Linked DNA regions of Homo sapiens: region 2 is linked to region 1. A link is a loop called in an ENCODE intact Hi-C map of the cell type or tissue named here. Cell type or tissue: PC-9. All regions are shown on one strand. Region 1 has its middle 12 kb from the start of LBHD2. Region 2 overlaps CDC42BPB (CDC42 binding protein kinase beta).

Region 1 (2,500 bases):
AAAGCTGGACTGTGGGCCAGTGGCCCTGCATGCAGGCTTAAAACTTTCCTGTCAACCAGGGTCCCAGTAGGAAAGAGCTGGCACCCTCAAATTAGGGTAAGTCTAGGTGGGTCTATTTGGAAAGAGCCCAATGAGGGGGACCACCAGGGCTGGTGCAGGAAGGAGCTGGCAGCAGCACGGCTGTCACCACCCATGTACCACGTCTTCCAATGTCCCCAGGGCCACTGCCACCTCTCTCCTGGCTGTGTGTCTGGGAGGCCACCTGTGTGGGCGCCATCGGCCTGGGTCGTCTGGTTTGCACTTGGTGTCAGCTCCTGCAAGTCCTGATGGAGGCCGGGAGGGAGGGAGGAGACAGTAGAGGGTGTCGGTCTCCTGGCTCCTTCCCTGCTGCATGGCGCCGGGCAGTGACCCCGGCCAGAAGTCACTGTCCTGTCCAGACAGCCAAGAGTCAGCGACGCTGTCTGCTCTGTGTTCCAGTCTCTGCGGCCTTCACTTCTTCCTTCCAGCCGAGGGTGGGGCCAGCCTGTTCTCTCCCAGCCCCAGGGCTGGCGGCGCTGCCCGGCCTACGCTGTCCTTTCTGAGCCTGCTGCCTGTTGCTTCTAGGCACCCTGGTCTAGCCCTGGCCACAAGCCCTGCCCTCATGATCCCCTCGCAAATGTCCTTCAGGGCAACGCCCCACTGCAGCCAGGAATGTTCCCTGCATTGAAGAGCAGTGAAGCCAGCAGGGCCCACCTGAGACGCCCTGTGGGTCGGGGAGAGGGCTCACCCACTGACTCTGTGACCTCCGTGACCTCCAGTGCCTCCCCTGAAAGGGGAGGAGGAGCTGGAGGTCACAAAGTCTCCCGAAAGGGGAAGAGGAGCCTCTATTGTCATCCTCGTGAGGCTTCACGGAGGTTGCGGGTGCAGCCCGCAGTCACACTGGGGACAGAACGTACAGACAGCCTTCTGTGGTGCTAACAGGCAGCAGCCGATGACATGACGCAAGGTGAGAGGCTGGAGGCACTGACCAGCGCCGCCTGCGCAACCCGTCTGAGTGCCACTGCGCTCCCCTCCCCAGCGGCCTCGCCCAGCTTCCCTGGGCCGCCCGAGGCATCTTTCCCGAGGCTGGCGAAGCAGGCTTCTCTCCTGCCCAGAAGCCTGCCTGGGTCCTCACTGCCTTGGGGATAAAGCGGGGCTCCTGGGCCTCCATCCAGGCCCTTTGGAGCCTCTGATCTAGGATTTCCCTTCCCAGAGCCCACAGCACGACCTGAGGGAATTACTCACGCCCGGGTGGGGCGGGTGTGGAGGCTGGGCCAGGAACTCAAGGAGGGGCAGATGGAGAGGGCCGTTAGGAGGTACTAAGGATTCAGTCATGGCTGCAAACACTGCACATCAAGCCTGTCCAACCTGCCGCGGCCGAACGGGGCTCAGGATGACTTTGGATACAGCCCAACACAAATTCGTAAACTTCCTTTAAAAAAGGCCGGGCACAGTGGCTCACGCCTGTAATCCCAGCACTTTGGGAGGCTGAGGTGGGCAGATCACCTGAGGTCAGGAGTTTGAGACCATCCTGGCCAACATGGTGAAACCCCGTCTCTACTAAAAATTCAAAAATTAGCTGGGCGTGGTGGCACACACCTGTAGTTCCCAGCTACTCGGGAGGCTGAGGCAGGAGAATTGCTGGAACTTGAGAGGCGGAGGTTGCAGTGAGCCGAGGTCACACCTTTGCACTCCAGCCTGGCAACAGAGCGAGACTCTGTCTCAAAAACAAACAAACAAGCAAACAAACAAACAAACAAGAGCACTCATCTCAACAGCCTCTGTGTGCCCAGCGCTTCCCTCTCACCTGCTCAAATAGCTGCACGTGGCCTTGCTCCCCTCCTCACTGTGCAGATAAGGAAACTGAGGCTCAGAGTGGGCGAGAGACTCGCTCAGGGGCACACGGTGAACTGAGGGAGGTGCCTGGACTTCATCTAAGCTGGCGTGGTTGGCAGAGGCCGGGCATCGCCCCTGAGCATGGAGATGTCCACAGAGGCTTCAAGGCTGGCATATCCTGTCTGGGGTGCGGACTGAGGAGGCCCACTCTCTGGGAGAGGCGGTCTGAGGACACTCCTGTCCCTCTGGCCACCTTGTGCTTCTCAGAGAGTCGTCTCCAGATAGGACTGGCGGCAGCAGCGCCTGGAAACTTGTTTGAAATGCACCCCAGACCCACTCACCCAGAGTCACTGGGGCTGGGCCAGAGGGCTGTAGGCGATTCTGCTGCACACTCCAGGTTGACAGCCCCCGCTGTGGGCTCTAGAGTGACACCTGCGGTGCAGTTTCCCTCGAGGGCCTCTGCTGTTGGCCAGGACAGGCACTCACCTACCTCCTATTCCCAGCACCACCCTCCATCTCTGGTCAGGGCGAAGCAAGAGTGGAGGGAGGGAGGTTTGGGGACGTTCAGGGTGATATCAAGTCTGGACAGCTGCCATGGCCAGTCCACCACCTCCCTTGTCTGAGCCAGGGGCAGATCATACACTCA
Region 2 (2,500 bases), 99 kb before region 1:
CCGGCCCGTGATTTGCCTTTCTACTGCCACCTGCCCTGTGTGGACTGCAGGTGTCTTATTCACATAAGCCAGGCTGCATCACAGCACAGCATAAACACCCTCTATTTACTTAAAAGGGAATTAAAGAAAATCAGCACCACAAGAACCTTATTGTAATTTCACCAATATTGAGGAATGAGAACAACAAAATAAATGCTCGGCCGATCAACTTACTTGGCTCCACAGAAAATTTCTGACCCCTTTTACAGTAATGCAGCCCAAGATTTCAAAGACGTTTTATAAAAGTCACACAAATGTCCAGTCGATACCATCCCTGAACCATCTCCACAGCTACCTCTTTCCTGAGCTTCTCAGCTCTCCGCATTTCCTGCCGCATGGCGTCCACCTTCTGCGTGGCCACCTCCATCTCCTCCTCCTTGTCTCGCAGCTGCCGGGACACCTTCTGCTTCTGGGCACGGAGCTCTGCCATGCGCTCGTTCAGCTCCGAGAACTCCTGCAGGGCCAGCTTTCGCTGCTGATGGGCATCTTTGAGTTCCTTGGCCTGGGATTTCAACCGCTCTGAGGCTTCAACCAGTTGCTGAACAAAAACAATTATAGATGTTTTACGTTTGCCTAACAAAGGCTTGGAAGGCTGGAGGTTCGGTCTTCCATGATATTGAGGAGTTAAAAGCGACAGCCAATGCTGGTTACAGATTAGAGCCACAGATCTGAGCTGCTTGGAAAAAGACCTGTGCTCTGTCTCGTGCCAGCCACACAGGCAATGGGAAGGCCGCCTGGGCTCAGGTGCTGAGACCAACTGCACACCAAGAAAGGCCCCACAGGCCGGGCACAGTGGCTCACACCTGTAACCCCAGCACTTTTGGAGGCCAAGGTGGGCGGGTCACCTGAGGTCAGGAGATCGAGACCATCCTGGCTAACACAGTGAAACCCCGTCTCTATTAAAAATACAAAAAAATTAGCTGGGCGTGGTGGTGGGTGCCTGTAGTCCCAGCTACTTGGGAAGCTGAGGCAGGAGAACGGTGTGAACCTGGGAGGCAGAGGTTGCAGTGAGCCGAGATTGTGCCACTGCACTCCAGGCTGGGCGACAGAGCAAGACTCTGCCTCAAAAAAAAAAAAAAAAAAAAAAAAAAAAAAAAAAAAAAAAAAAAAAAAAAAAAAAAGCCCCACAACCACATGGGGGCAGCGTGCTTACAGGAGGACGCTCCGTAATGTCAGCCTCTGCCCAGTGTCACCTGCACAGCCGCAAAGCTGAATGAAGCATTTGGGCACTCAATCTAGTTACTTAAACATAAGCAAAATCAAAAAGAACACATATGACACAAAGTGCTGAAGGTGAAGTCACAGTGAAGAACTGTATAAAAACAATCGCTGGACAGCCTGCCCTTCAATGCAGACTGATGTGCGGATACTGGCTGTCACTCTGCACTCACCACGCTGATGACCCTGACCTCCCTGCAGCCAATCTGGTCAACTATCTGGCAGTTCAGTCACTGTCACACCTGCTGGTCTGAGATGGAAGTGACAAGACCCTGAGCAAGCTGGCAGGGCAGCTCCCACACGTGAAGGGGAGGCCTCCCCAGGCCTCTCTGGGCCCGCTGGGAGGTACTATGACCCTGTCAAGCAATGAGATGCCATGTGCCCCACACTGCACTTCTAGACAAATCACTCACGTGGATGACCCACAGATTATCTTAAGAAACAATCTGGGTTTGATACCTGGCACATTTTAGAGAACAGATCACAAACTACAGGTTCAAGAATAACATGTATCAATGAATGTATTTTAGAAAACACGCATATAATTGTGTTAGTAACATGCTGACACCTGAGCATAAAAGTTTCCCATATATTACTAAAAATGAAATTTATAAACGAATTATGGGGGGAAATCACCCAGATTTTAACACAGGGTCTCTGCTGCAGTTCCCTGTCATTACTAAGGGTCCCCTTCTAAGAGCAGAGGCCTGGTGGAGAGAAGGGGAGGGCCTGGCTCGGGACGCAGCGTGTGTTGCCACAGCCACCATGCCCTATGCACAGCCACCATGCCCTGTGGACGGCCACCATGCCCTGTGCACGGCCACCATGCCCTATCGACATCTTTCCTCGCTTTAGAATGCAGTGGGGTGCTGCTTTCTCTGTGGGTCTGAAGTGGAGACTGGAGAGGCTGATTGCGAGGTGGATAACCGCTGGGGGCAAGGGGGTGGAAGGCACCTGCCACTGGGAGCCAAGCTCTGCCAGCCGACGCGGGGGCTGTGCAGCAGGCAGGCGTGGCAGGGGCCCCGGGGCCAGGCTTGGCCCTGGCGTCCTGCATGCAGCAGGGACAGCCCATGGGCAGGAGTCCCAAGAGGTCTTCCATCATCGGCATGAACGTGACCTTACAGAATTCTGCAAAGTCCCGTAAGCCTTTCTCACCCCAAACTGAGCCACCTACCTTGTGCAGCTCCTCCTTCTCCTGCCGGACCACGCGGTGCTGCTTCTCCAGCCCCCGCAGCCGCTGCGT

What was found. Peaks named below come from ENCODE experiments on the same cell type or tissue, not always from the same donor. Only the 100,000 strongest peaks of a DNase experiment are listed, where the experiment ranks them.
Region 2: it touches region 1 in a loop (6-fold over the local background); 3 of 110 quality-filtered maps call a loop at or near these places.

The regions. Positions count from the first base shown.
Region 1 is chr14:103,070,787-103,073,286 of GRCh38, forward strand. No RefSeq gene overlaps it. Among named protein-coding and RNA genes, the nearest start is that of LBHD2, 12 kb to the right of the region's middle. In PC-9, no CTCF peak of the experiment used is centred here; a DNase peak (open chromatin) is centred at 1,015; H3K27ac peaks cover 832 bases.
Region 2 is chr14:102,971,585-102,974,084 of GRCh38, forward strand. It overlaps CDC42BPB (CDC42 binding protein kinase beta), which reads right to left. Exons shown (of 37, transcript NM_006035.4): 12 at 2,432-2,500; 13 at 335-577. Among named protein-coding and RNA genes, the nearest start is that of AMN, 50 kb to the left of the region's middle. In PC-9, a CTCF peak has its summit at 1,195 (motif pointing right); a DNase peak (open chromatin) is centred at 1,219.